Linked DNA regions of Homo sapiens: region 1 is linked to region 2. The links are chromatin loops, found by intact Hi-C in ENCODE. Cell type or tissue: ascending aorta. All regions are shown on one strand. Links, peaks and the distances in the headings refer to the core of each region. The heading gives the core; the rest is flanking DNA.

What was found. Hi-C counts contacts between places; a loop is a spot of excess contacts. Peaks named below come from ENCODE experiments on the same cell type or tissue, not always from the same donor. Only the 100,000 strongest peaks of a DNase experiment are listed, where the experiment ranks them.
Region 1: it touches region 2 in a loop (2.2-fold over the local background); 6 of 110 quality-filtered maps call a loop at or near these places.

What each region holds. Positions count from the first base shown.
Region 1 is chr2:237,249,650-237,265,054 of GRCh38, reverse strand. LOC105373953 (a long non-coding RNA gene) reads right to left here. Exons shown (of 6, transcript XR_924035.3): 5 at 7,849-7,964; 6 at 7,379-7,625. Among named protein-coding and RNA genes, the nearest start is that of COL6A3, 160 kb to the left of the region's middle. In ascending aorta, for the core only: no CTCF peak of the experiment used is centred there; a DNase peak (open chromatin) is centred at 8,034; H3K27ac peaks cover 1,775 bases.
Region 2 is chr2:237,162,462-237,177,866 of GRCh38, reverse strand. No RefSeq gene overlaps it. Among named protein-coding and RNA genes, the nearest start is that of COPS8, 84 kb to the right of the region's middle. In ascending aorta, for the core only: a CTCF peak has its summit at 6,278; a DNase peak (open chromatin) is centred at 6,308; H3K4me3 peaks cover 921 bases; H3K27ac peaks cover 1,296 bases.

The DNA.
Region 1 (15,405 bases), core at 4,900-12,899, 85 kb before region 2:
ACCAGTAGCTGCAAAGGCTGGTGTGAACTTCTGTTCAGAGGATGCGTTGACGGAGGAGCCCGGGTGACTCACTGTGCGCGGCTTGCACCCACCTGAGTGTTTGCATGCTTCCCGCCATCGTTTTTCTATGAAAGGATCTCAAACACGGGGCCTGCTGGCCACATTCTGCCCCAAGAAGTTTTATTTGTTTTGCAGATAAAAAAGTTGGTCCACACGGTGGGGATTTTTTGGGTTCAATTTATCATGAAATTTGTTGCAAGGTTAAAAATCACAAAAATCTCGATTGTGTGTTTCTCTTTAAAACTGGCAAAGTTCAGTAGACACAGAGCCACGTTCCCCCACAGCCACAGTTGTTGATGAGTGAGACATGAGCTGTTCATTCCCTGCAGTCCCCACCACCCTCTACTGTTTCCCAGCACCGCGTATTCAGTTGCCAAGGATCATCATTATGGGCCGTTTCTCTTGCAGTAAAGGGGGAAGAAAAGATTTCCTATATCCTTCTTGTGCCCTATACAAAATGCAAACATAAAAAAGCTAGAAGACTATAGGTTCCAAGAAGAACAATAAAAGTAAACCAACTGAGGTGTAAAAGTGAAAAAGAATTTGGTATGTTTACTTTACAAACAAAGCATATCTGTGTAGAAGGAATTCAGTTAAAACATTGTCATTAATATAACACAAATACAGCAATAAGGTCTATGATCCATATAAGGAAGAGATGCATGGTGGAAAATTTAACAAACTATAAAAAAGAACACTTCCATATATTTTGTTTTTTAAAAAGAAAATTCAATAACTAATGTGACTGAGAAATACACTTATGATTGAAATGTAAAACAATTGCCCAGACATAAGGGCAAGTTCATAAAAGGGAGTCTTGTGAGTGCAGTAGAAATCGTGTGTTCTGAATAGAGAGAAGTATTTGGAAATGTGAACCTAACTAGAAACCTGCTGTTCCGTCTGTGTAGACACAGCTAAGAATGCATAGGACAAGTTATAAGAAAAAGTGAATCATTTGTAGCATTATTTTTTGTAATGATGAGAGTCCAGATGTAAATAATGCTCTCCAATAAGCCCTGTGTGTTCAGGTGTCAGTGAGAATATTTGTAAATACTTTTGAATCTGTCGTGCAAGGAAGACCAGATCTTCAAGCAGTGACTTGGTTTGAAATATTGAGATAAGGCTTAAAGTTTAATGCAGACTAGTCAAAATTTACATATGTGACCACGTTAGGCTCCTCCAATAATTGCTTCAAATGTTGGGTAACTAGCCAATCCAACAAGTTCAATACAAAATGACAATACTTTCTCCAACAAGGGACTTGGGTTGTCCATCGTGGCATGTCCTAGAAAATGCTTTGTGCTAAACAGAGAAAGCAGACATGTGCCATGGACATGTAGTTAACTCGGCAAATTTCACGCATGCCTGTGCTGAGCCCACTGGCCACTCGACATCAGGATTGTGGAATTAGATGTGCAATGTCCCTGTTGGCTGTGCTACGGGAAAGCAGGTGCTTTCGCCTTGGCATGGTGCCAAAAAGATGTTTTAAATTTAAAAGGTAACATTTTTCAGTGAAAAAATTTCTGTCCTTAACAGATAATTTGGGATCAAGACTCAGCTTTTTCATAAATTCAACAATCCATCTCACACTTGGAATCTTTTTCCTCTGCTCAGGCATTAGCCACTTGTTACACAATTTTGTGATTCAGTTCCTGTATTGCAAAATTGTCTTTGAAAAACTCACTTAGAATAATATGGCTCATGTATTAGTCCATTCTTGCACTGCTATAAAAAATACCTAAGACTGGGTAATTTACAAAGAAAAGAGGTTTAATTGGCTCACGATTCTGCAGGCTGCACAGGGAGAGTGGCTGGGGAGGCCTCAGGAAACTTATATCATGGAGGAAGGTGAAGAGGAAGCAGGTATGTCCTCACATGGCCAAACCAAGAGGAAGAAGCGAGAGGCGGGAGGTGCCACACACTTTTAAACAGCCAAATCTTACAAGCACCCAGTCACTATCATAAGAGCAGCACTGAGGGAAAAATCCGCCCCATGATCTAATCACCTCCCACCAGGCTCCACCTCCAACACTGGGAAGTACAATTGGACATGAGATTTGGGAACTCTGATGACCCATTTTCCTTTGCTCTACCTGAATGATAGCCTCCAAATTGTGGCATTGAAAGTTGAAGTCCAAAAAAGATTTTCTGATTTAAAACTTTATGAAAACAACCTGACATTGTTCAGTTTGCCTTCCTCTTTATACGGCAGTGGGAATGAAAAGCTATGAATAGAAGTGATTGAACTGTTCCTCCATTTTAACATAGAAAACTAAAGGATACCTTAGAGTCCTAAAGGATGGCCTTGAAATACCAGAGTTCTGCCATTACATTGGCAGAAAGCCATCCTGCAAAGGTTACCCCTGTGTTCGGAAGGCCCACACGTGTGATCAGCAATGCTGAACACAAGGTCTGTTGTTGATAATTCAGAATAGTGGATACCCTGCACCCCATTTCCCCTAATGGTAACGTCTCACCTTAGAATAGTACAATTGTTAAAATTAATGAGCCGCATTATTATTAATTAAAGTTCACACTTTATTCAGAGTTCCCCAGTCTTTGCCTAATGTCCTTTTTCTGTTCTAGGATCCTGCATGACATTGAGCTATCATGCTTCCATGAGATCTTCTGAGCTATGGCAACATCTCACCTTCCTTGTCTGTTTTCTTTTGATTCTTTTTGATGGCTTTGTCAGTTTTGAGGAGTATTGGTTAGGTATTTTGTAGAGTGTCCTTTAATTGGGGTTTGTCTGGAGTTTTTCTCTTGATTAGACTGGGATTATGTGTTTTTGGGAGGAAGGCCACAGACTTAAGGTGCCATCCTCATCACATCATGTCAAAGGTACATACTGTCAACATGACTTACTACTGCTGACCTTGATCGTCTGGCTGAGGTCGTGTTTGTCTACTGTAAAGTGACTCTTCCCCATCCCTGACCCCCCTGCCATTCTGTCCCCTTTGGAAAGAAGTCACTATCTGCAGCCAGCACTTTTAGAGTGGGGATGTAGGCTTCACCTTCTGGAGGATGAAGCATCTACTGAAATTGTTTGGAATTCTTTATATAGGAGATTTGCCTCTCCTGTCTCATTTATTTTGATTCAGTGATTTATTTGTGTCAGTATGGACACATGATATTTATTTTGCACTTTGGGTTATAATCCCATATTATGTGATTTTTGTTGCTCGGATTCTTCAGCTTGTACAGTTGGGAGCTCTTACAGTTGGCTCCTGTGCCTTTTGACAGAACCCCATTGTTCATTTGTTTTTACTTTTTAAAATTTTTTGAGCACTACCTTACTTTAGGCCACTACAAGATGTTCCAGGCTTATTTTGTGTATTTTTGCCAAATTGGCCTGACATGGTTAGGCTTTGTGTCCCCAACCAAATCTCATCTTGAATTTTAATCCCCAGGCGTTGAAGTAGAGACCTGGTGGGAGGGGATTGCATCATAGAGGTGGTTTCTCCCATGCTGTTCTTGTGATAGTGAATGAGCTCTCATGACAGCTGATGGTTTTATAAGGCAGTTTACCCTGCTCTTGCTAGCTGTCTCTTTCCTGCCGCCACGTGAAGAAGATCTTTGCTTCCCCTTTGCCTTCTGCCATGATTGTAAGTTTCCTGAGGCCTGCCCAGCCATGTGGAACTGCAAGTCAATTAAACCTCTTTCCTTTATAAACTACCCAGTCTTGGGTATTTCTTTATAGCAATGTGAGAATGGACTAATGCACAGCCATTTCTCTAAGGAGTTCTGGTTCCTTTTATTGGAAAGTGATATTAGAAACCAAGATCTGGGCACTAGGTGTATGGGTTACACTTTAAAATTATGATTTTAAATTTCTATCTAATGTTCTTTACCAGGTATCATAATTTATTTAAACATGTTGAGTCTTTTCCATTTTTTGCTATTATGAACTATGACCAATGCATCCCATAGGCAGGTGTAATGGAGAAATTTTAGAAGGATCGACTCCAATCCTTTGTTTCACAATAATAACCTCTAAAAGGTGTTGTTCAGTCACCTTCAGTCATAGAAACCAGTGTGTGAAAATGGACATTGGATCCTCCTGGCTATAAATGGGCTCTGCAGCTCCACCCATTGCTCTCCACCATAAGCAGAATGGCCACCCACTATGGGGTGGGAGGGAGATTACAAGCAGGCTCTCAGCTGTGCTCTGGTCTGCAGCTCCCGCAGGGCACCTCGTCACCTTTGTTTTTTCTCCCCTGATCATAGGATAGAGTCACATTTCCTCATTTGGGAGCAAGGAACTCATTAGTTATCCTCGAGGTCTCTGGGCACCCAGAGCTTGCCTCCCAACTTTGCCTCACATTCACTTTTAAATATTTTATTTAATGCTGTCCTGAAAGATCCAACTGTGTAGGCCTCCATTTATAGAGTCCCATGTTATGGTACCAGTGGCAGGATTGTGGGGTGGGAAAACCAACCAACCAACCAACCAACCAACCAACCAACCGGCAACCAAACAACCATCAGATTAAACTGAGTTTTGGTCTCTGACAGACTTGAGGTGGACGTTACAGTTTTATAGCTCTATCTTTCTTGGAACTGATCCATTCTTGCAGAGCTGGGAATTTTTAGTAATGCATATGAAAATAATTTATATGTTACAAACATGACTTTTTTTTCTGCTTTCCTTTTTTCTTTTACTCCCTGTCTTTTTTTTTTTTTTTTTTTTTTTTACTTTCTCTTCCTTAGCTTATCAGAGGACATAGAATGAGAAGCATGTTTCTCTAGGGAATTCTCAGACTTTGGAGATAAGATGTCTCAAAGGTCTGTTATGGCTGTGGAAGTCTGGCTCAAGTCTTTTCTGTCTAAATCCCTGCTAATAAAATCACCCCTAGCAAAGGCAACCCTGAGACCTGGTTATAAGGAATACCTGCAAGAATCATTAAAAAAAAGTTTCTAGAGATCTGGAGTTATTATACCAGACATTAAAATTTGACCCCATTTTTCCTTTTCTCTTTCTTTCTTTTTAGGTTGTGACATTAATGATGCTTATAGAAATAATAAGTTAATCTTTTAACCTTTTGGTTTTCTACAAGATATGGAGATTCACAGTTGTCTGCTAGGTGGGCTTATGATGATAAATAAGACAATAAATGCAGTGCCAACACATGGCATGGCATATAGATTTTTTCAACTTTTCTTTTTATAGGCAATAGTGTTTTTAAAAGATTTTTAAAATTTTAATTTCTTAGTTGACAAATAATACTTGTGCATATTCACGGGGGTACATCATGATTTTTAGGTGCATGTAATGTATAGTGATCAAATCAGGGTAATTAGCATATACATCATATCAAACATTTATAAGCTCATTGTGTTGATAACATTTGATATCCTCCTTCTAGCTATTTGAAACTGTATAATATTTTATTGTTAACTATAGCTATCCTACAGTGGTATAGACCACTAGAACTTATTCCTCCTGTCTAGCTTTAATTTTTTCATCCTTTAACAACTCTAAAAAAATGCAAGTTGGAAAGTTTGAAAAATCAACATCGAATAGACACCACTCTGCTTGCATGATTACAATCTGAAACATTCTTCGTTGATTTACATATTTGGTTGCTGGGTGTCTTTTGCTCTGCTTGCATTCCTAAAATAGCCTCATAAAATAGTAGGCCAAAGCAAGACTCCGTCTTACAGGATGCATTACATATTTTGAATCAGAGACCATGATGGCCAGAGCCCATGGGTCCAAGAATTAATCGCCATCCTAGCAACCTGGGATTCTGAGGGCTTGGGGATCTCAGACAGCTGTGCAGAAGCACTTGCCCCCCCATCAAGGGACACAGCAATGACTCTACTGAACTAGAAGCAGAGACTCCGCATGGCCATTGTGGGGTCCTAGAGGCCACTGGACAAACAGTCACAAAAGGAATGAGTCTATAGCTCGGGTGGTTGATCCTGGTGACCAAGGGGAAACTGGGTTTCTGCTGCGCAGCAGACGGAGGGAGGAGACTGTCAGGGGCAATGAGTGCCCCTGAGTACTTGCACGTAAAAACTAACCAACAGTAAAGTTTAGTAGAAAACTAGAGAAACTAAAGAAAAGGCAGGCTGATCAAGGACATAACCTCCTTGTAAAGAATTGGAGCAGCCACGGTCTGGCTTAGGGCAAGGGGAATATGGAAGAGCCAGAGAAGGAAGCCACACATCCTAACATGGCTCAATGCCAAATTACAGAAACAAGGATTATAGAAGCTCTGCAAATGTTCTATTTGTTTATGACAAGTATTTTTTTCTACATGATAACCATGTTCATCGTTTTTCCTATTTTTATTTCATGTACATGTTGTTAGAAATTCATTTTATAATATATGCAGAAAACATGAGTTAGACTACGATTGAATTTGAGAAGTGATTAATATAGCCCATCACCAATATAATGACCTTGAGAACTATGGGGCTCCTGATTTGAGGGAAAGGCTAAGAATTTCTTCATTTTTGTCCTCTTCAGTTTGGGGAAATGTCTTTCCTTCGATTTGAAGAAAAGAGGCCCATTTCTAGCAAGTTCTGCTGTTGCAACACCACAGCACTTGCAAAAATTCCCTGCCACCCACTGAGCTATGGCTGTGCCCTCTCGGCATGTCTGAATCTTTTCAGCCCTGGAAGCGAGGGCCCTTCCACGAGCATCCATCTCAGCTCCAGGGACGGAGAGTGGCGGCTCCCTCTATCTGCTGCTTTGTATTCTTTAGAGTTCACTTCTCACTAGCCAATCCCTTGTTACTCCAGTTCTACATTTTACTTATTAATTCTTTATACTCAACTTTCCCCGTTTAAGTTACTGTGTGGTTTCTACTTCCTGCTTGAACTGCAACTGATACAGACCATAATCATCTGAGGAGAAAAACATACATACAAGCTTAAAAATTATAAAAATTAACACTGCCTTGAATAAACAACACTACTCACAATATTGCAAGGTGAAACACAATCTTCATTGCTTTATACCCTTGATTCCTGGGTGTATTTTGTTCTGCTGCTAATCCTAAAAGAGCTTCATAAGATATTACTTAAAGGCAGTTAGGGTGCCCCATTCTCCCCGGTGTTGATCAGCTTAATGCATAAAATACCTCTGTTTCAGGAAAACGTAGTCAACCAGATCCCTGAAATGCTTGCCAGCCTAAGCCGGCTCAAGCTGTAAACCATCTGGGCCTCAGGACAGTTTAAAATGGGGATGTGGAGGGTGGAATGTTTCTGAATCGAATGCGTGTGTGTTTGTGAATTCCTTATGTCTCATTTTCTGACCTCAAAGTGTAATCTTAAATGAAAAAAACAAAAAACAAAAAAACCCCAGAACTTCAAAAGAAAATTGCTTTTTAATTTCTTGGTGGAATGGCAGGAAGAGCAGAGTCCGCACAGCTGTACCGGATGCAGGATCGGAAAATCACTTCTCTTCTTGATATCAGACTGGTCAGCACAGCAGCCAGCCCTGCCAAGGTTCAGGTCTTCCCGCTCTGGGGCAGCCAGACCGGGTATAGCTGTCTGATTTTGATTTCTGAGGGTTGTTTTTTTTCCTCAGTAAGCCTGGCTTCACTTTCCTCCATCTGTTGAATAAAATATTATCTGGATTACTTAAAAAAATTTTTTTAAGGTAGCTGCATTTCTTGTTGAAGAAACAGATTTTGAATTTATGTGCCTGAATCACCCTTGAGACCTTTCCACACCCTCGTGATCAGCTGAAAGCCCCTTCTACATCTGCGCATGTGGATCTGGGGCCAGAAAGCACTTAGATGTGTGCATCCTGTGTCTGTTCAGGAGCTTGTGTACCTGGGGAACTCACTGAGAGTAAAGAGCTGTCACCCTCACAGGTGATGTCCACGAAGCTGCAAATCCATGTGCTTTTCTGTAGCATTGTCATTCTTCCAAAGGAGCCTGGAATTTGCCTGGAAAAAAAGAGGGTGTGGTGTGCAAGGAGGAAAATATTATTTTCACTGGTGACTAACTCACCGTGTGATCTTGGGACGCTGCCTCCCTGCTCTGGGCCCAGCTTCCACAACAGTGAAGGGCTGGAGTTCCTTCCAGCTAAAGAATGGTACTGCCTGAAGCTTCCTCCTACATTTCTCTTGAAGAACCCACTCTAGAGGGGCTGTGGTAGCAGCAAGCTGTGGATTTCCCCTGCCTAGTGTATGCATAGCTACTCAGTGTATAAAAACACTGCCTTCTATCTGGCCGTTAGAATAACGATAACCACGTTTTTCAAAGGGTGATCCACAGAATGCAAGTCCCACAAAACAGGCTGAAAAAAATGGAGGGTTTTGTGATCAAGGCTTGGGAGGTGAAGCTGGCAGGAGGTACCAGCCGGTCTGGGAAAGGAGGGCAGTTGGCTGCTCAGAAGTGAATCTAGCCTGGGCTGGGAGGGAGACGGTGGAAGTGGGTCACTGCCATCCCCACGTGTCCACTGGGCATTCAGAGTGTTTGCCAGAAGACCCTCCTGTGCCTCATTCCTCAGCCTCTAAGTGGACATCTTGGAAGGGCACCAGCCTTGTAAGGAGATGGCAAGACCAAACCCCTGGGGAACCCCTCACAATCTGGCCTGATCCTGCCATTTTCCAAAAAAGAAACAGGTTACACAAGGTTGTTGGTGGAGTTGTGTCCTGATTCCTGGTCACGCGGGGCAAGGCTGCCTCTCCAATCCCTCACCTTAGTCTTACTCCCACTTACTCTGCCTCTGGTCACAGCTTCTTGCAAGCTCTAGATCCAAACAAATGGGGAAAACCAAAGGTGCTTGGAGACGTGTGGTCCAGTGGGAATGGTTTGGTTCATGTCAGCAAAGCACCTGTCACATGGAGGCTCCATGCCTAGGCTTTGGGCTTGTTAGCTGAGTGACCAGGGGCCATCACTTGCCTTCTCCAATCTTAGCCTTGTCTTTGTAAAATGGTGATCATACTCCCTTTCTCGTCTTATGAAGATTAATGAAGACAGTGCACATGGGACTGAATGAATGACCTTAAAAAGCTGTTTATAACTAACAATAACACTTGAACGTTGATTGATAGACTTAACTACTGTGTACGGAACACTCACTTAAGACAAGAGGGACAGAGCAGTGCACAAGGAGGATGGAAAACTCACCCACAAAATTCTCACATCCTAGTGACACAAGCTACAAAATGAAGATATTCAAGATCCATGAACGATGGGCATGATTTCTAAAGGTTTTTCAGAGGCTACAAACTGGCTCTAGAACTAAAATTGAGGATCACAGAATGCTGGAACCCTCACTATCCATTTGTGACTGTATGGGCGTCTTTCCTAGTGGGTTACATGCTTACCTCTTAAAATTCACAAGGATGGGTAGAGAGGTTTTTTCAGATGGAAAAACATTCTGAACTCCTTTGTGTGCAGTCTACTCAGTATTATATTTTATCATACAAGAACCTGCTGGGTTTTTTGTTTGGACATTTAGAAACATAAACCGACATTTAAGGCCAATTTAGATTTAAACTAAATCTAAGAATTTTATTCTTATACTTTCTGGTGCTCCTGGTCTAATGAATAGTTTTGGATGTGGGAGGAAAAGACATCCCTGCATTGTTAACAAAAGAGACACAACAGACAAATACCAAAGTGACTCACCAGCACACCGCAAATGTGAGTGGCCAGCTTCCCCCACTCCATCTGGGATTGTCAGGGGCTTTGACAACATTCAGCACTTTATGATAACTTCATATATGGGCTAATCTTTCCATTAAAAAAATGGACTCAAGAATGCAATTGGTTTGAAATTTCTTTGGGAGAAAAAAGCCTACACATCTTGCTTGGTGTTTGGACCTTAGAACTAAGAGCTATTTTCTGGCCTTAGTGATTCCTGGGAATCTTTTTGTAAAAATGACATGGCAACCTCTGCTTAAACACATAACATTTATACATTATTCATCCTGAACCAAGTCATGGCTGACTTGCTTTAAAAAAATAATAAGTGTAATGGTGGATACCTTGGAAACAAATAAACAAGATATCTATCCATTAAAAAAAAACTAAATTAGGATAACAGAATAAATTGTTTCCAGTACATTTAGTTCTTGAGAAGCAGAGTACTAGTACTTGACATTTGATTGTAACAATCAATGAGCTGTTGAAATGACTATTTAAGACAGTATATTCCCAAAGATTACCTTTCATTCAAGGGAGGCTATTTTTGGTGTGAGTTTCCAGTGTAGTAGGCTCAAGGATTGTTTACTCTCTTCTAGTGGTTTGTGCCCAGTGAGAACTTCGGTGATGTCTGTGGGTTTCATTTCCTAGAAGGAACACCCCTAAGGAATTCTGCCTAGTCCCACGTAGATTTTTTTTTTCTTGAACTATTTAATCATCCCAGTCAATTTGTAATTTGGGGAAAAATAAAGGAATTTGAGCTATTATTCAGAATTGTGTTGCTTAATTTTTGGTTTGCTGGTAATTTAAATGGTGATTTAGATAAACAGAATTCCATGATGAAACTTATCCAGAGGACAGGGAAATAATGATTATAGCTAACATCTGTGGATCACTTAACAAGTAGCAAGCTTGTTCTGTACTTCCCCACTAAATTCTCATGACAACCCTATGACTTGGAGACCCAACTTTTCTCTGGTTACAGTGCCCTTAGGATCTCAGGAAATTTTCCCTGTGGCCCCAGGTCAAAAGAAATACCAGTTTTCAGTAGTTAGGTCCAACCAACCCAAGAGTTGCAGTATTGCAATAGACATCATGATTATGTCAAAGCTTCATGCAGTATCTGATAGACATCTCCATGTTTCCTCCTGGAGATTTAAAATGTGCATTGGTGCCCTTGTGAGTTTGTTGTGGCATCTTGGGGTGCCTTGGCACACAGCTTGGGAACCATGGCCTCATGAGGTAAGTCTTATCAATATCCCAGTTTGACATATGGGAAAACTGAGTATAAGAAGGTCTAGGTACTCAGTCAAGATTACCCAGCTGGCAAGAAGGGATGGAGCAGGGAGTCAAACCTCCGGTGGGTGATTCCAGAATGCACCCTTCAGCCTCTGTGCTCCTCACCCCCAAGCCTGTTACTATGGGGAGAATTTCAGGATTCCAAAGCCTGAATGGCATAAGTGGAAAGAAGAATTTGGGATGCATATCAAGGGAGTCTTGCAAAAAGGTGATCTAGAACTAATTCATTCATTTTTCTTTCCCTTTTTTCCACTCATTTATTCATTTCATTCATTCAAAAAGCACATGTTGCCAGGCACTGAGCCATGCCCCATGGAGCTCAGTCTACTGGGGAAGATGGAGAGAGATGACTGATCAGAGCTGGGATGGAGTGTTCACCAGGTGCGTAGAACACAAAGCAGGCTCTGTCTTGGGGCAGGGGGCAGAGGGGCATGTAGGTTTATGAGCAGCAAGGACAGAACCAGTCATACCAAGCAAAGCCAGAAGAGAACAGACCATCTGCCTGGAAAAATGTGACACAGCCCTGCCAAGGCTGTACTTGTATTTCACGACCAAACTACCCGTGCCCTGCTGATTCATTCACATTGTCTCACCTTCTCAGACGGCTACAATTACACACTCATTAAATTCAAACTTGCATGATATGCATAGTCTGCAAGAGATACAATTCCTTTAATACGATGGTGATGGAATTCATACTTGACTCCATATGATATTTAAAAATAGAAATTCAATGCCTTAGCAACTTTTACTTATGTTTATGTGTGTGTATTTTTCCCTTTTAAAACCAGTAAGTCATGTACAGCTCCACCCTTTGATCAAATAATGCATGACTTTTCCTTGTTGCCAGAATCACATTTTCCTCCTCCAAGGCTATATTTCACAAATGCAGCATTCAGCTGGCATTCATTGAGCACCTACTTGCAAGGTGACTCAGAAACTCATTTCTCCACTGAAGTCTCAGTCTGGTGAAGGAGAACGAAAAGGACCTACAGATTCAGGGCACCTGCTAGAGGGTATGGATTTGAGCAGGGTCTTTAGGAATAAATTAGGGCAGGAAGCAGAAGAGGGAGCAGGATCCAGCCAGGAGGAGCACCGTGTGCAAGTTCTAGGGCCTGAGGTAGCACAATCCTCAAGCAAACCATAGCCACCAGGTCCTGCAGCAGCAAGCAGCTGGGGATGGCTGGAATGGAGGAGCCAGCTAGGGAGTGTTTGGAGATGAGGCTGAGGAAGGCAGGGATGCAATTATCAGGAGCTGGGTTCCTTTGGTGGGAAATTGGCATTTTTTGAAGCCACTGAAGGATTTCAGCAAATGAGGGTGGTAATCTTGGTGACCTAGTCCCTCAAATGAGCCAGATATGCAAAGTCAGACCTGAGTATAAATTGTACCATTTAAACTAATTTTTTATACCCCTTGCTATTCTCCGTTTTCGATAAACAAATATTGACTAGGCTTTGATTGTATATCAGGTGCCATGTGGGAACCATCTCTGAGGACAGTCTTCTTTCTGATCAGCAAGGCTCGAGGGTCGCTAATGATAATCAAAAGAGTCCCACTTGTCCTGCTCTCCCTCTGCATCCACTTCTACCACACTGATAAGTAGAAAGAAAGAAAAGTCAACAACCTCAGGATGCTGGCGACGTCATGCAACCCCTTGATGAGTTTTTCCAAGCTGAAGACAGTGAGTTCTGTTTGCCTCAGTTGACAGGAATGGAGCCATCATCTCACATAACTACATGTCCCTGTCCTTTGGCTTAAAAGAAAAGTTAGTCTGTTGTGTGTATTTTCCAACATTTAACAGGGCATAAGAACGTTTTCCTATTTCCTAAGAAAGGCCCAGAGACTATCTCTTCATGCTGCCAGACTCGGGTGGATATGCACTTCTGCTCTCTGACACAGTGCTGACCTGCCCTTTTTCCTTGATATTATCCCATTCAAAGTCCAGGTGAGATAACTGTGAGGTAACTGTGTGTGTGTGTGTATGTGTGTGTGTTTGTGTGCATTAGAGAGTCTGTGTTAGAGAGAAAAAACATTCTAGGGATATTTATTTCCTACTTTGGGTATACACCACACTGCTTCATTTCTTTGCTCTAATTGCTCTGGTTCTGGGCATTGGGAATTCTTTAGGTTGACTCCTGTGCTCTTTTGACATATTCCCATCAATATGATTCTTCCTTATTTTTGAGCATTTTCTTATTTCTGGCACTACAAGATGCTCCAGGCTTGTCTTGTATAATTTCTTGCCAGTCCTGGAATCATCCATTTCTCTAAGGAGTCTTAGTACCTTTCACTAGAGTACCTTTCACTTAGTATTCTACACTAAGATCTGAGTACTAGGCGTGCTGATTGCTACCCTGGGTGTCATTTCTTTTAGGTCCTCTCAGCTGACACAGCAAGGACATATATGCGTGCATGCTAATCTATGTAAGTATACCTATCAATAAATAGTTCCATATGTAAATATCTATACTAAGATAACATGTGTTCATATTGATGTCTCCAACTCTAGTCTGTTACCACGGGCATCACTGTTGTCTCTCTTCCTTGCTTAACTGTGCATTCCCACTCCAACAGTGAGATATCTTGTTCCTGCCATTTGCCATCCATTTACTTAATTGTTCAGTTTTAATATACATGTATAGCAGTATTAGAATTGTTAACCTGTGTTTCTTGGGAAACAACTTTATCAACTAGAGCAGTGGTCCCCAACCTTTTTGGCACCTGGGACCAGTTTCATGCAAGATAACTTTTCCACGAACCAGGGGAGAGGGGATCATTTCAGGATGATTCAAGTGCATCACATGTATTTTTATTATTGTTACAGTGTAATATGTAATGAAATAATTATACAACACACCATAATGTGGAATTAATGGAAGGCCTGAGCTTGTTTTCCTGCAACTAACGGTCCCATCTTGGGGAGAAAGTGACAGATAATCAGGCATTAGATTCTCATAGAGTGCACAACCTAGAACCCTTGCATGGACAGTTCGTGGTAGGGTTCCTGTTTCTATAAGAATCTAATGCACTGCTGATCTGACTGGAGGCAGAGCTTAGGCGGAAATGTGTGCAATGGAGAGCAGCTGTAAATACAGATGAAACTTCACTTGCTCACCTGCTGCTCACCTTCTGCTGTGAACCCCGGTTCCTAACAGGCCATGGACCATTACTGGTCCAGGGCCTGGGGTCTGGGGACCCTTGAAGTAGAGTACAGTCTTATATAAGGTTCCTTTTACCTTTAGTCTTATGTACTCTACTCATTTCCAAAGTTACTTAGGTCAGCACCTTTTGACCTACCACCTTCAGTGAGGTTGTTTCATACATTAGCAATGCATTTAGATTTTTTTGGTCTGTCGGCATTTCTTTCTGAGATTTCTCAACCTCCTAAATACTTTTTAAAAATTTATGTACATTAAAACTCACTTTTTATGCTGTAAAATTTATGGATTTTTACAAATGCATCATACCGTAAAACCACCACTACTGTATTATACAAAATAGTATTACTGCCCTAAACATTCCCTGTGCTTCACTTATTCATTCTTTCCTCCTCCTCCTTCTCCTCCCTTGGTAATTACTGATCATTTTACTGTGTTGATAGTTTTGCCTTTTCTATAATGTCCATCATGATGGTTAATGTCATGTGTCAACTTAACTGGACCACAGGGTTCCCAGACATTTAGTCCAACATTATTCTGGGTGTGTCTGTGAGGGTGTTTCAGGATGAGATTATCTTCTTTTTTATTTTTTGGGTGGTGGGGGAATGGAGTCTCACTCTGTCACCCAGGCTGGAGTGCAGTAGTGCAATCTCAGCTCACTGCCACCTCTGCTGCCAGGGTTCAAGTGATTCTCCTGCCTCAGCCTCCCAAGTAGCTGGGATTACAGGCGCCTGCCACTGTAGCTGGTTAATTTTTGTAGTTTTAGTAGAGACGGAGTTTGACCATCTTGGCTAGGCCGGTCTTGAACTCCTGACGTCATGATCCACCTGCCTCAGCCTCCCAAAGTGCTGGGATTACAAGCGTGAGCCACCACACCCAGTCGAGATTATCTTTTGAATCTCTAGACAGTAAAGCAGATTGCCCTCCCTATTGTGGGCCTCATCCAATCAATGAATCCTAAGTAGAACAACAGGATGTGTGAGAAAAAGACTCCTTCTGCCTGACTGTTGAGCTGAGACATCAGTCTTCTCAGGTCTTTGGACTAGGATTGGAACTACACCACTGGCTCTCCTGGGTCTCCAGTTTACCTAATGCAGATCTTGGGACTCCTCAGCCTCCATAATCACATGACTCAGTTCCTTACAACAAATCTAATCTAATCTAATGTCTACATACCCATGCATCCTGGATAATACAGATATTTGTCCTGAGAGTGATTCTAGAGAAACAGAATTTTAAGGATGAGTTTTCTAAAGCTGTAAATAACTTTTTTTT
Region 2 (15,405 bases), core at 2,740-10,739:
GACACAAACATGCTACCCGTAATACCTCATCATATGACAAATGTGTTCAAAGACAGTTGGGATCTGACCCAGTAGGTGATCCCTCTCCAGTTAAAGAGGAGCTAGCGAGGGAACAGAGAGGGAGAATACTTCCTTTCTCCCACTCCCAGCCCTTGACATTTCCAATGAGGAGACAGAGCCAGAACTTACTGCCTCCATGGATGAAGAGAGAAATGTGGGGAAAGGAAGAGAGAGGTTAACCTTTCCTGGTGGCCCCTATACTCCTCTGATTCTGGTCTCTTGCCACCCACTGGGCTCAACAACAGCTTGTCAGAAGGCTACTACTGAACTTCCTTACAGGTGAGTCCACATCACTGTATCAGACCAGACCTGCTCCCACCTGAGGGGTAACTGTTTCACTGTCCTCAGAACCTTTTGAAATAAGTCAAAACAAGGTATTAATTAAGTCTATGTCCAAATCATACCCCAAGTCAAAAGTTTATTCATTTTCTCTTTCTTTGCCATGTCCTTCAGCATACATTGGGCTAGGCAGTATACTGGATGCACTGTACCCTGCTTCACACCCTCTCAGCCCACCTCTTAGTCACCCTCTGTGGCATCTCTCTCCCTCCACAGATACATCACATTTATTTGTTTTTTTTTTTTTTTTTTTTTTTTTTTTTTTTGCCACAGGGCTAAGGTGTGGGTGCCTGGCATTCAGCTTTGCTTCAACCTGGAAGTGCAGATGAGTTAACATCCCCAGGAGGAAATCTTGACCCATAGGGAATGAGAGCTGATGCATAATACCGCTATCCATCTATTCAGCAGACAATCCTGAGGCCCATTCTAATGGCTTCTCAGAAGAATCTAGTTAGATCAAATTCTAATTACCCATAATGGTGAGCAACTTAGTAATCTCACCTGTATTGGTTTTCCCTCTTTCTCTGGTTCACTCTACTCTGTTATCTATTATTGCTACCTGGGATCACATCTCTGATCTAACTATTTGCATACAAGCCTTGTCTTAGCTCTGTTTTCTGAGAGGGACTCAGGTTAAGATGTATAGTGATGTCAAATAATCATAATACAATAAAGAGTGTTTCAAATTTGAGTAATATGAACCTTCTCTTACTATTCTCTTCTGGGAAACAAAATCCAAATAAAATATTCTTCACTTTATAAATTAAAAAGCAAAGAAATGTCTGAAATTCTCTTTTCCCTGTTGTTGCATAGAAGACTCACTTAGGGAAGAGTGTGAATTTCTTCTTTAGCAAGTTTATTCTAAACCATCATCCAGTAGGATGGATATGATTTTGTTAACAACGCCAGAGTTGAATTAATCCAACATTCTGCTGTAGTTACTTCATATTTCCTTTAGGTAGAAAAATACAATATAACAGATATAGCCAGAGGATACTCATTCTTTCCTCTGCATTCCCTCCCTCTCCACAAGTAACCCATTTCTGAAGTTGTTGTGAATTCTACCCATAAGTAAATAGTTTATATGTAAACGATAAGAAGAATATCAGTGAAAGGTTTTTGCAGGAAACAGGATGATGAGACATTATTATGTGTTTGCTTTTCCTAGGTTTCAAAGAGTCCAAAATAACAAATATGAAAACAATACTATAAATGTTCACTATTTCATTACTACAAATATTAAAATTCAGTATGAACACTGAATATTTCAAAATGTGAAACCATGGGACAAATACTAAACCCTCATGATTTATAACTAAATTTGTACTGTGCAGCAACACCATTTCTCCCAAGAAATGATAGTCCTTTATTGTTTTGCCAGATATGAATACTAGCAGAGACCTATGATTATTAGAAGAAACAGGATAGAAGTGAAATGAAAGAATAAAAAGAATCTTGATTTGAGCCTCCCTTGGAGGTCAGTTGTTCACAATCAAACTCAGAGGGAAGAAATATACCATCAAGAGGTTGGTTTTGGATACTATGCCCCCTAGATCCTTCCAGAACAAAAAATTATGCCCTCTCTTTCAGATAGTGCCATGTGGAACAGAATTTGAGGCTACTTTCTACCAACTTTTTGACGTAGCCAAAATCCCATAGATTAGCATTCTGTAGCTCTTTCAGAACTGAGGTTTGTTTTTGTTTTTGTTATTTAACACTGACTCTGTGTTTTGGTAAAGAAATATTACAAATCAACCAACCAACCAAGATAAAACATGTCAGCAAGAACTATGTCAATCCAACAATGCCATATGAACTGTACATAAACTCTAAATTTTGTGAAATGAATCTTAACTAGAATGAAAAGTCTGTCTCCCTAAGACTCTCATACCAAGCTTGGCCAAGAAGATATACCTGTGATATACATTTACATACTTAATGGTAGACCACTAAAGCATATGAAGCAAAAACTGACAGAATTGAAGGAAGAAATAGACAGTTCTACAGTAATAGTTGGAAACTTCAAAAGCACACTCTCAATAATGGATAGAATGACAAAAAAGATAAAGAAGGAAATAGAAGACTTGAATAACACAGTCAACTAGCTGTAACAGATATACACAGAATCATCTATTCAACAGCAACAGCATACACATTCTTCCCAAGTGCACACGGAACATTTTCTGGGATATGCCATATGTTAGGCCACAGATTAAGTATAAATAAATTTAAAAATTGGACAGTTTGATCCACTTACATTTAAAGTAATTACTGTTAAGTGAGGACTTCTGTCACTTTGAGATTTATTTGAGATATCATGCAAAATATATTCTCCGATGGCAAAAGGATGAAGTTAGAAATCAGTAACAGAAGTAAATTGGAAAATTCACAAATTTGTGAAAATTAAACACCACACTCTTAAACAACAAATAGATAAAAAAGAAATCACCAAAGAAATCACAAAAGAAATCACCAAAGGATATATTTAAGCTAATAAATATATCCATCACCTCTCATACTTATTTCTTTGTGGTGACATTTAAAATCCACTATTTTCAAAATTTTGAAATATATGATACATTATTATTAAAGTATGGCTACCATCCTGTGCAGTAGATCACCAGAATGTATTTCTCCTGTCTATTATCATTTGTTAATTAAAAATAAACTTTTAAAGAAGAAAATACTTAGAGACAAATAGAAACAAAAATACAACATAACAAAACTTATGCAATGTAGTGAAACTAGTGCTAAGATAAATTTGTAGAATACCACCCTGCTCTCTTTTGATTACTGTTAACATACAATGTCTTTTTCCATCCTCCACTTTCAAACAATTTGTGTCTGCGGATCTGAAGTGAGTCTCTTGTAGATCATGTATAGTTGAATCATGTTTTTTTCCCCTAATTTTGCCAATCTGTCTTTTGATTGGACAGTTTAATCCATTTACGTTTAAAGTAATTACTGTTAAGTGGGGACTTCTGTCATTTTGAGATTTATTTTCTATATGCCTTTTTTTCCATCATTTACTATATTATAATCTTAAAACTACAAAGCTTTAATTTAAAAAATGAAAGAAGACATAAGTATATCCATGGGATATACTTAAGTATATTCATGGATTAAAAGACTTAATGTTCTTAAGATGTCAATAATGTTGTTAAGATGTCCATACTACCCGAAGTGATCTACACAGTCAATGTATTCCCTATCAAAATCTCAATGACGTTTCTGAGGAAGTAGAAAAAACCATCCTAAAAGTTGTATGAAATCTCAGGGACCTTTAATAGCCAAAGCAATCTTGAAAAAGCAGAAGAAAGCTGGAAGACTCACAGTTCCTGGTTTCAAAACTTGCTACAAAGCTATAATACTCAAAACAGTGTGGTACTGGCATAAAAACCAATGGAATTGAATAGACAGCCCTGAAATAAACCCTGTATGTATGGTCAAATGATTTTTGACAAGGGTACCAAGATGATTCAATGGGGAAAGGACAGTCTTTTCAACAAATGTTGCTGTGAAACTGGGTATCCACATGAAAAAGAATAAAGTTAGACCCTCACCTAACACCATATACAAAAATTAGCTCAGAATGGATCAAAGACCTAAATGTAAGACCAAAACTACAAAAATCTTAGAATAAAACATCAGGAAATCTTTATAATATTGAATTCTGTAATGATTTCTTGGATATGACACCAAAGGCACAGGCAGCAAAAGTAAAAGAAACAAATTGAACTTCATGAAAGTTAGAAGTTTGTGCATCAAAAGACAATATCAACAGAGTAAAAACGCAACCAACAGAGTGGAAGAAAATAATTGCAAATATATCTGATAAGGGATTATTACCCAGAATATATAGAGAACTCGTAAAACTCACCAATAAAGAAACAAATAGATTTTAAAATGAGCAAAGGGCTTAAGTAGACATATCAGCAGTAAGCACATAGAAAGATGTTCAATATCACAAATTATAAGGGAAATGGAAATCAAAACTACAATAGGTTACCACCTCACACCCATTAGGATGGCTACCATTAAAACAACAACAACAACAACAAAAAATAACAAGTGTCAACAAGGATGTGGAGAAACTGGAACCCTTGTGCATTGTTGATGGGAATGTGAAATGATACAGCTGCTGTGGAAAAGAGTGAGACAGTTCCTTAAAAATTAAAAATATAATTACCATATGGTTTAGCAATTCCACTTCTGGGGATACACCCAAAAGAATTGAAAGCAGGGTATTTAAGAGGTATTTGTACACCCATGTTCATAGCAGCATTATTCACAATAACTGAAACATGGAAGCAACCCAAGTGTCCAATTATGGATGAATGAATAAGCAAAATGTAGTATATGCATATGATGGATTATTATTTAGCCTTAAAGAGGAGGGGGATTATGACACATGCTACAAAATGGATGAACAACATGTCCACGGTGGACTTTCTGCTAAGTTAACTAAGCCAATCACATAACGACAAATACTGTATAACTCCACTTATACGAGATACTTAGTCAAAATTAGACACAGAAAGTAGAATGGCTGTTTTCAGGGCTTGAGGGGATAAGAGAATGGAGAGTTGTTGTTTAATGGGAATAGAGCTTTAGTTTTACAAGATGAAAAGAGTTATGATGATGGAAGGTGGTGATGATTGCACAGTGTTATTAATATATTTAATACCACTGAATTGTGAACTTAAAAATTTTTAAGATGCTAAATCTTATGTGTATTTTACCACAAAAACATGAAAAAGTAGACACGCTAAGGAAAAAGAAAAAAAATAGTATAGTTATTTTGGAAAACAGCTTGGCAACTCTTAAAGTTAAAACACACTTACTAGATGACCCAGTAGTGAATAGCTATTCATCAAAGTTATATTCATAATTGCCCCAAACTGGAATCAAAGTGTCCCTCAACTGGTAAATAAATTGTGATACATCCATATGACTGAATACTGGGTAACAATCAAAGGAATGAATTCTTGATACAAGCAGAAGAATCTCAAAGGCATTATGCTAAGTGCAAGAAGCCAGAATTGAAAGGCTACAAATCTGATTCCATTTATATGATATTCAGGAAAAGGCAAAACCATAAGGACAAAACAGATCAGCAGTTGCTAGCCCTGGGGATGGGGAGAGGGGATTGAGCAGAAATGGGCTTGAGAGGAATTGAAATATTTCTATGGAGGAATATTTCTATGGCAATAGAAATACTCCATATCTTGACCATTGGTGGTGGTTAGTCAACTGTACACATTTGTCAAAACACATAGATTTACTGTTTAAGTGGTAAAATGTACAAAAAAAGAGTAGTGATGAAAACAGTAACATAAATACGGCAGTTCAGAAGAAAGTCGTAAACGTAAACTGTGGGCAGAACTTCATTGCTGGCTGCAAAATATGAAGCTATATATGGGCTGAAGATAATTTAAATTGTGATAATGCTCTACAAGTGTAAACAGGAATAAAAATGCTCAGTATGATTTTTATTAGACTTTCCAGAAAGTGGCCTATTGTAAAATATTTTCAACTACTGGCGTGAAGCCATTCAAGTTTGAGGTTGTTTTCCAACAAAGCACAGTGACTTTTCTTAAAAATTAATGACTTTTGAGGTTCTAGGAAACAAATAGTAAACAATTATTTGGGGTGTAAAATACATTTTGAAGTTAAAGACAGAGAAGAAAGTAAAAGCAGGGGGGTATTATCCAAAGCTGCAGTCTTGTAGCAACACAGACGCTGTTTTCTCAATTCCTGAGATTCTTGCACAATCAGTCACAAAGTCAAGGCATTTCGCTTAGAGAGAAATCTGAGATTTCTGTTAGCAAAATTCTTTGATCAAATGACACCATCTGGTGTTGCATGATATCAGTGGCGGATACCAGTTAGAGTTCTGTTTTACAACTCGACAAAGCCTGTGATACGCGGAGGATCAGTTTGCTCCTGGTTGCTGTGTAGGAGGGAGAAGTCCAGGAAGACTGCTGGTTCTGTTCCCACTGAAAGCCAGAGGCTGTGCAAGTCTTGATGTGGCCTGAAAATCGTGCATGGCCACGGTACTGAGAGTAGAGTCGATATTGGTCTGCAGCAAGGGAGGTACGGATTTATTAATACAGGAGGGGAACCCTGGATGGCCAACCCACACGCTCCTGAGTTCATTCAGCCTCTGGCTCCTAATTCAGTGTTGGATAAACATGGGTGAAAATGGAAAAAAAATCAAAGTCCAGCTACTGAATGTAATATCAGCACAACCGTCTGAAGAAATAAGCAGAGAATGTCAGAATCTGCTTTCTTGTGCTAAATTACAATGATCTTTCAAGAAGAAAATTGTCAACAGGAATTTTTGAAATGAGAGATATTTAAAACCCCATTTGCATTACCCTAGTTGTGCCCGCTCAAATCATTCTAGGATTTCAAGCGGCTTGATCAGATAAAATGGTGTATTTAAACAATATCTAATGTCTTGGATATCCAGAATCTAAAACTGTGGGTAGGGCCTTTTTTTTTTTTGAGATGGAGTTTCACTCTTGTTGCCCAGGCTGGAGTGCAATGGCATGATCTCGGCTCACTGCAACCTCTGCCTCCTGGGTTCAAGCGATTCTCCTGCCTCAGTCTCCTGAGTAGCTGGGATTACAGGTGCACGCCACCATGCCTGGCTGCTTTTTTATATTTTTAGTTGAAACAGAGTTTCACCATGCTAGCCAGGCTGGTCTCCATCCCCTGACCTTCTCCGTTCACCTTAGCCTCCCAAAGTGCCGGGATTACAGGTGTGAGCCACCATGCCCGGCCAGGGTAGGGCTATTTTTAAAATAAGATACCAAGGTTTGTTAAGGAAAGCCACCTGTGGGCAGATGGTTGGAATGCTGATAGTTTGACTCTTCTTTGCTTGGGTGCTTTACTGGTCAGAGAGCAAAATTAATGAATAATCATTAAACACTCAAAACGACATCCAAATGCTGCAACCAAAATGAAGAAATACTCCCCAGAAACGAATGTATCTGTTGAGTGGATGTGAAATTATTGCAAAAGTAATACATGTTCTTTGGAAGTGTTTTAAGCAGAATATAAAATATAAATTAAATCCCTTCCCCAACCCCCCACCACTCTCCTGAGATAACCATTCTTAATAGTTTCAAATGTTCCATTCATGCTTTTCTTCCGTGCATATGCAGATACTCACATACACAAACTCTCACACACAGGCATGAAAACCAGATGTCAGATGAGGAAATTTTTCCTTTGGGATTCAAATAAAATTGGCTGGGGCCTCTTTCCACATGTATTGGGAAGTCCATGTTCCTCCCAGCCAGTCTGGGAGTTGGTGAGAAAGGGGGATGGACACCATGTTTCCTTCTGCTTCTAGGCTTCATTTTCACCTAATTAGTTCAGGGAATGACTGCTTTGTTATCCCAAATATTTTAATATTTCTCTTAATCCTCAGGTGCAAAAGTTTGATTTAATTACTCTTTAGTTTATGGGCCACCATTATAAGTGGTCTATGCTGGGTCCTCAGTCTTTCTGTCTGTCTGTCTATCTATCTATCTATCTATCTATCTATCTATCTATCTATCTATCCATCCACTTATTTAATCTGTCTACCTGTCTACCCATTTTTTTCCTGTCTACCCATTTGTACATCCACCCATCTATCCCTTTTGCTTCACTAAAAAATTTATCTTATTCTCCTGCCGTTTGTTAATTCTGTTTTCCCTAATCTGCATCCTCTAGTTTATGTGTGTTATTCTACAATGTGTAATTGTGCATTGCAAGTGCATTTTTAATTTACACAAATGTTATTGTGTCAAATATCTCACAGCTCTTTCCCCTTGGTTTCCACTCACCCTTGTCACTGAAACAGCACCCAGATTAGCAGATGTGCTAATTATCAGACAACTGAGGAATTGCATATCCTGTTGCTTAGCCCTCTCTCTTCTTCAAAGACTTTAACATCTACTATTTTGAGGTCCCCCCCGGGTTCTCTACAAAAGTTCTGTACCCTCTCCTGCACTTGGACTCACATGTACTGCATGGTTGATAGTGTATATTTAAAGTCTCATTCATGCTGTGCTAAACAATGGCCTATACAGGCCCCTTTTTGACATTGGTGAGAAGTAGTGATGGGTGTCTGGAAGGTTTCCTATCCACTTACTCTCTGTAAGTGGATCCCAATCTCTGTAAGTGGAAGGGGCACTGTCCGAATAACCAAGGCAATCCTAAGCAAAAAGAACAAATCTGGAAGCATCATGTTACCTGACTTCAAACTATACTACAGGGCTACAGTAAATAAAACAGCATGGCACTGGGACAAAAACAGACACATAGATCAATGGAACAGAGTAGAGAGTCCAGAAATAAGGCCACACACCTATGACTAACTGATCTTTGACAAAGCTGACAAAAACAATGAGTAAAGGACTCCCTATTCAATAAATGGTGCTGGAATAGCTGGCCATATGCAGAAGATTGAAGCTGGACCCCTTCCTTATACCATATACAAAAATCAACTCAAGGGGATTAAAGACTTAAACGTAAAATCCAAAACTATAAAAACCCTCAAAGACAAACAAGGTAATAACATTCTGGATTTAGGAACAGGCAAAGATTTCATGATGAAAAACCATCAAAAGCAATTGCAACAAAAGCAAAAATGGACAAATGGGATCTAATTAAACTTAAGAGCTTCTACACAGCAAAAGAAACTATTAACAGAGTAAAAAGAAAATCTAATGAATGAGAGAAAATATATGTAAGCAACACATCTGACAAAGGTCTAATATCCAGCACCTATAAGGAACTTAAACAAATTTACAAGAAAACAGACAACCCTATAAAAAAGTAAGCAAAGGACATGAACAGACACTTTCAAAAGAAGACATACATGCGGCCAATAAGTATATGAAAAAAAGCTCAATATCACTGATCATTAGAGAAATACAAATCAAAACCACAATAAGATACCATCTCACATCACTCAGAATGGCTATTATTAAAAGTCAAAAAAATAACAGATGCTTGTGAGGTTGCAGAGAAAAAATAACACTTATACACTGTTAGTGGGAGTGTAAATTAGTTCAACCATTGTGAAAGGCAGTGCAATGATTCCTCAAAGAGTTAAAACAGAAACCCCATTCGACCCAGCAATCCCATTACTAAGTATACACCCAGAGGAATATAAATCATTTTACCATAAAAATACATGCATGTGGATATTCATTGCAGCACTATTCACAATAGCAAATACATGGAATCAACTGAAATGCCCATCAATGACAGACTGGATAAAGAAAATTTGGTACGTATACACCATGGAATACTATGCAGCCATGAAAAAGAATGAAATCGTGTCTTTTGCGGGTACGTGGATGGATAAAGAGGCCATTATCCTTAGCAAACTAACACAGGAAGAGAAAACTAAATATTGGATGTTCTCACTTATAAGTGGGAGCTAAATGATGAGAACTCATGGACACAAAGAGGAGAACAACAGACACTGGGGCCTACTGGAGGGCGGAGGGTGGGAGGAAGAAGAGGAGCAGAAAATATAACTACTGGGTACTAGGCTTAGTACCTGGGTGATGAAATAATCTGTACAACAAACCCATGTGATGTGAGTTTACCTACATAACAAACCTGCACATGCACTCCTAAACCTAAAATAAAAGTGTTTTAAAAAAAAGAAATTTATCTCCCTACAGATTTGGATGTTGTTGCTGTTACTAAAAGGAATGAATGGCTATAGACAAGTTTTCACATTAAATAACAATGTCTCTCTCTGTTCCAACTACATATAGACATATTCATTTTCTCACAAAAATGAAATCATATAGTTTATGTGCATTCTGTTTCTGAATATATTTAGAATTACAAAACCCTCAAACCCAGTAGGGAGTACTGATGGGAAGTAGAGAGCACTTAAGTGCTGAAAGTATCCTCTCATATGGAAATAATATCAATTACCAATAGCGCATCCTTAGATGAAATGAAGAAGTAATCAGCAGACACCTGTGCAAAGATATTTATGACATCATTACAGTGGATATTTGTTACTGAGGCTATTCAACATCTAAACACCACATATTTTGGGGGAAATCTTAAGATAGTGGCAGGCAGGACTCCACCTTGCACCCAGACAGCAAATGAATGCAGCGAATCAGGTGGCTTCACTTGGAACTTTGCATTGTGAGCCGTTCTGGCCGCAACAACAAAAGGTCGCTGCAGCAAGGCCAAGCCAAACATGGTGGTGCCCACTGCCCCCAGCCCCATGCAAGTACATATCCCCTATTGAGATGCTGGCAGTGGTAAACCTCTCCTGGTTTCTGCCTGAGTCTGGTTCTGCAGATCTTTATAGGATATCAGAGCTGCCTGATAGCCTTTCATTTTGCCAGAGTGGGTTTCTAATGTAACTCCTCCAAGCACAAACTTTGGAAAATTGGATTAAAAGAGCAAAAGGCATCTGATTAGCCAGGAGATAAAATGATGAGAAGAGAACAAAAACAGGAGTTAAAAGTCTCTAAAAGCGAGATTCTGGTTCCCAGACCATGAGCAATCACTTGGTGAACGTCAGGACTTAACATAAGGAGGTAAAGATGAGACGGTAATCAGAAAGTGGCAACAGCAGGACACATCCAAGTCAGAAGAAAGAGGCCTTCTGAGAGCGTAAGAGCAGATGGTGTGAAGAGTGTGTGCCTCCAAGGAGGTCAGAGCTCAGGAGAGAGCTTGGGCTGTGGGCAGAGAAAGGAAAGAGTCCTTAACTGCCATGTAGACATCCCCATGGCACAAGATAGAGGGTGTGGATAATTCAACTCTCACATCAACCTCCGAACATCCAGATCGAGAGATAAATGTCCAGAGAGAGGCTGTAAGGGAGTGGAAACAGTACCCACCAGACATTTGCTGGAGCCTTGGAGATTATGTCAGGGAACCACAGCTCTGCTTGAATTCTGACCAAAAAGTCCATTAAACAGGTTTACAAAACTTAGAGAAAGAACAAAATGAAAAATTATTGACCCATATACTCAACTTAACCTTTTTGTTTTCTTTTACCTTATTTTTTGTTAGGATGTAATTCTAGGAGCCATGTCTTTTTGCAGAGTTTATGTATCTGTAGATGGCTTCACAATGAAAATATTTCTTACAATTATCAGAAATATTTAGGTAGCTCTTGACTATTTTTGTGCCATTTAGAAAAGAAAAGGAATCACTGGACTCTCTGATACTGTCAAGAGGTCAGGTATTAGATAACTGGTAGAGATGAGTGAGCTCTCAAAGGAAACTAAGCAAGATCAGCCACCAGGACTAGAGGAAAATGAGGGCGTGTTGTGGAAGTCCTGAGAAAAGTGTACTCAGAAGAATGGGAGCCACCATCTGGAATGGTGCTGAAAGGTCGGCCACCAGGAGGCTTAGCACAGGGCTGCTGAATTTAGTGGCTGGGAGTCATTGGTGTTTCGGGTCTGCAGCCACTTGGATAGAATGGTGCAGATGGATACAGGTTCTAGGATGTTAAGGAGTGAATGGAAGGACGTCTGGAAGCAAGGTAGCTCAGCCTGATGTGTTCTCCTCCACTATTGCACACAAGGATTTTGGATCAGGAGAAGAAAATGCTCATAATAAATGCACAGCCATGCTTAAAAGCAAGAAGGGGCAGTGTCCGATGCCCCAAATGTAAAGAGGGCTCAAAGCTAAGATGACACTCTACAGCCAATGCTGGGGCAGTGTGACTAAGTGGCTTGAGCACTGTGCTTGAGTTTTCATGCCCATACAGGGCAGGAGACAGGACTGTGGGTGCATTCCAGCTGGGGAGACAGGAGTGATATACCTGCATGAAGCAGGGGCCCTTGAATGGCTGTTCTTATGTAAGAAGGGACCTAGAAAAACTTAGCTCCCTATGGAGAGGGCAAGGAAGACTGCCCTCCAGTGGAGGAAAAGCTGTCCCTCTGGGAAATCACCTCAAATGCTGAGCCTAGAAATGAACAGAATAATGGGTCTGGGTCCAGTTAATCCTCTTAGATCCTGAAGCAAATAACATCCTGTGCCAGGAAAGCTTCCTAGCTGGGGACTCAGAGATGCGGCCACATCCACCGACCATGAACTCACAATTAATAATACAAAATACATAAGGAAATTCACCACCAAGGATGGATCAGTACCCGTGATGAATGGTTAAGAAATAAAAATCACAGGACAACCTATTAAAGATGACCCAAAATGGCATATTTATAAACATTACAGAGATAAAAGAAGACACACAAATCATAAAGGAAAAGCTGGTAGTTTATAAAAGAAGTCAAATAATAAACCTGCTGAAGTTGAAAAACATAGTCATTCAAGAGAAAATTCAATGAGAAGATTAAGCTATAGATTAGAAAAAGGGGAGCAAACAAAGATTTAAGGAAATCATTCCAAATGTAGCACAGAGAGAGGGGGAGGTGGAGTCGATGAAAGTGTGAAAGTATAAGAGAAGCGAAGACTTAAATGAGAACAATCACACACACACGTGCTGTGCTCGATAAAGGCATGAAAGGAAGCACAAATGTGGAGGTAGAAAGGGGAAAGGCAGATCCCATCCATCCCACAGCAGTCAGGAAAGGGATGAGCGGAAGAGGGAAGTTAGGAACCCACAAACCAGATGATAGGATTAAACGGGATCAGTGTCCATAAACATGGATCAAATTCACTTTTAAAAGAGGCTCATACTGATTTCGACATTAAAACACAGCATGAGAAAAGAAATACACGGGCCAATCTCACTTTCAACAATTTTACGGGAAGTTATCTCAAACAGAAAGAGAACAGACTATCCATGTCTTCTGAACTGTTCCAGAAACCAGACGGAGTGGGAACATGTTCTAACTCATTTTATAAGTTAGGTCACTGAAATCAGATGAGTATGATACAAAAGAAATTATCTCACTTATGAACATGAAAACAAAAACTCTAAATGACACATTAGTAAACCAAATCCATCAATGTGTTTAAAAGATTTTTTAAAGTATAATTAAGTGATATGTATACCAATAATACAAGGGTAGTGAAACATTACAAAATTATTAATATCATTCACTACATTATCAGATGAAACGAGAGGATCATATGATCAACTCAATATATATAGAAAATACATTTAGTAAAACTTATCACCAGGAATACAAGAAAATTTCCTTAACCTGGTCAAGGCTTTAGGAGATCACAAGAAACCCCACATTAAATGGTGAGGCTATGGAAATACTCTCTTTAATTCCCTTAAATGTCAGAGACAAAAAAAACATTAACCTACTGTCTCAGTTTCTATTTATCATTTTACTGGAAGTTCCAGACATTGAAATAGCAAAAGAAAAATTAAATAAGAGGTAAAGAAATTGAAAAAGAAGAAACCAAATTGTCATTATTGGCAGAAGAAATAATCACTGACATATGAAATCAAAAGATTCTATGTACTATTATTCTTAAAAGATGAATTCAGCAAGCTCTGGGATAGCAGATCAATATTCAAAAAGCAACAACATTCCTGCACACCAGAAAAGACAAATCACAGAATGTAACAAAGTTAAATACTGATTGCACTCACGGTAACATAAAGTTCAAAAGCTTCAAGGAATAAGTAAAAATAAAAGATGTTTGGCAAGAAAATAATAAAATTGCATTGGAGGATATCAAACATGCCTTAAATAAATGGTGAGAGGGAGAGAAAACCAGAGAAGGAGAAAAACTATATTCACGGATAGGAAGATTCAAATTATCTCCCAGATTAGTGTGTAAATTTAATACTAGGGCAATACAACTCTTAACAGGGTTTTTAATAAATGTGACAAGTTGATTCTAAAGTTTGCATGAAAAAGTAAATAGGCCGGGCATGGTGGCTCACGCCTGTAATCCCAGCACTTTGGGAGGCCAAGGCAGGTGGATCACCTGAGGTCAGGAGTTCAAGACCAGCCTGGCCAACATGGTGAAACCTGTCTCTACTAAAAATATAAAAAATTACCTGGGCATAGTGGCAGGTACCTGTAATCCTAGCTACTTGGGAGACTGAGGCAGGAGAACCACTTGAACCTGGGAGGCAGAGGTTGCAGTGAGCCGATGTCATGCCATTGCACTCCAGCCTGGGCAACGAGAGCGAAATTCCGTCTCCCCCCACCAAAAAAAAAAGTAAATAGCCCCAAATGGCCAAACTATTTAGAAAAGAATGCGAAGAAAGGACTCACCCAAATATTGAGACCTAGTATAAAGCTCTAACATTTCAAACAGTGAGTTTCTGACTCCAGTAAATATAAATATTGCTGATGGAGCAGAACCAAGAGCCAAGAAAGATACCCACACACACACAGGAACTTAGATATGACCACGATGGTATTTGAAGATCAGTGAGAGAGGAACAGAAAGTTTAGAAAATAGAGCAAGGACAACTAGATCAAAGACTTAAATGTAAATCGTATAACTTGAAAACTTTTAGAAGAGACTAAAAGAAAATATTGTAACTTTAGAGCAAAAGAACACTTCTTAAAGAAAACACACATGGAGAAAAAGAAAGATAAATCTGACTAACTAGAAATTGAAAACTTCTTCACAACAAGGAAATGCCAAAGTTAAGTCACTGTTTAAGGGAAGCTACATAAAACATTTATGATCTAATCAAAGATTAGTGTTTGGATTCTATAAAGAAATCCTTCAGGCCAGGTGCAGTGGCTCACACCTGTAATCCCAGCACTTTGGGAGGCCGAGGTGGGCAGATCACGAGGTCAGGAGATTGAGACCATCCTGGCTAACACAGTGAAACCCCATCTCTACTAAAAATACAAAAAATCAGCCAGGCGTGGTGGCGGGCACCTGTAGTCCCAGCTACTCGGGAGGCTGATGCAGGAGAATGGCATGAACCTGGGAGGCAGAGCTTGCAGTGAGCCGAGATCACACCATTACACTCCAGCCTGGGCAACAGAGGGAGACTCCGTCAAAAAAAAAAAAAAAAAAAGAAAAAAAAGAAATCCTTCAAAATAGGTATAGATGGATGGGTGG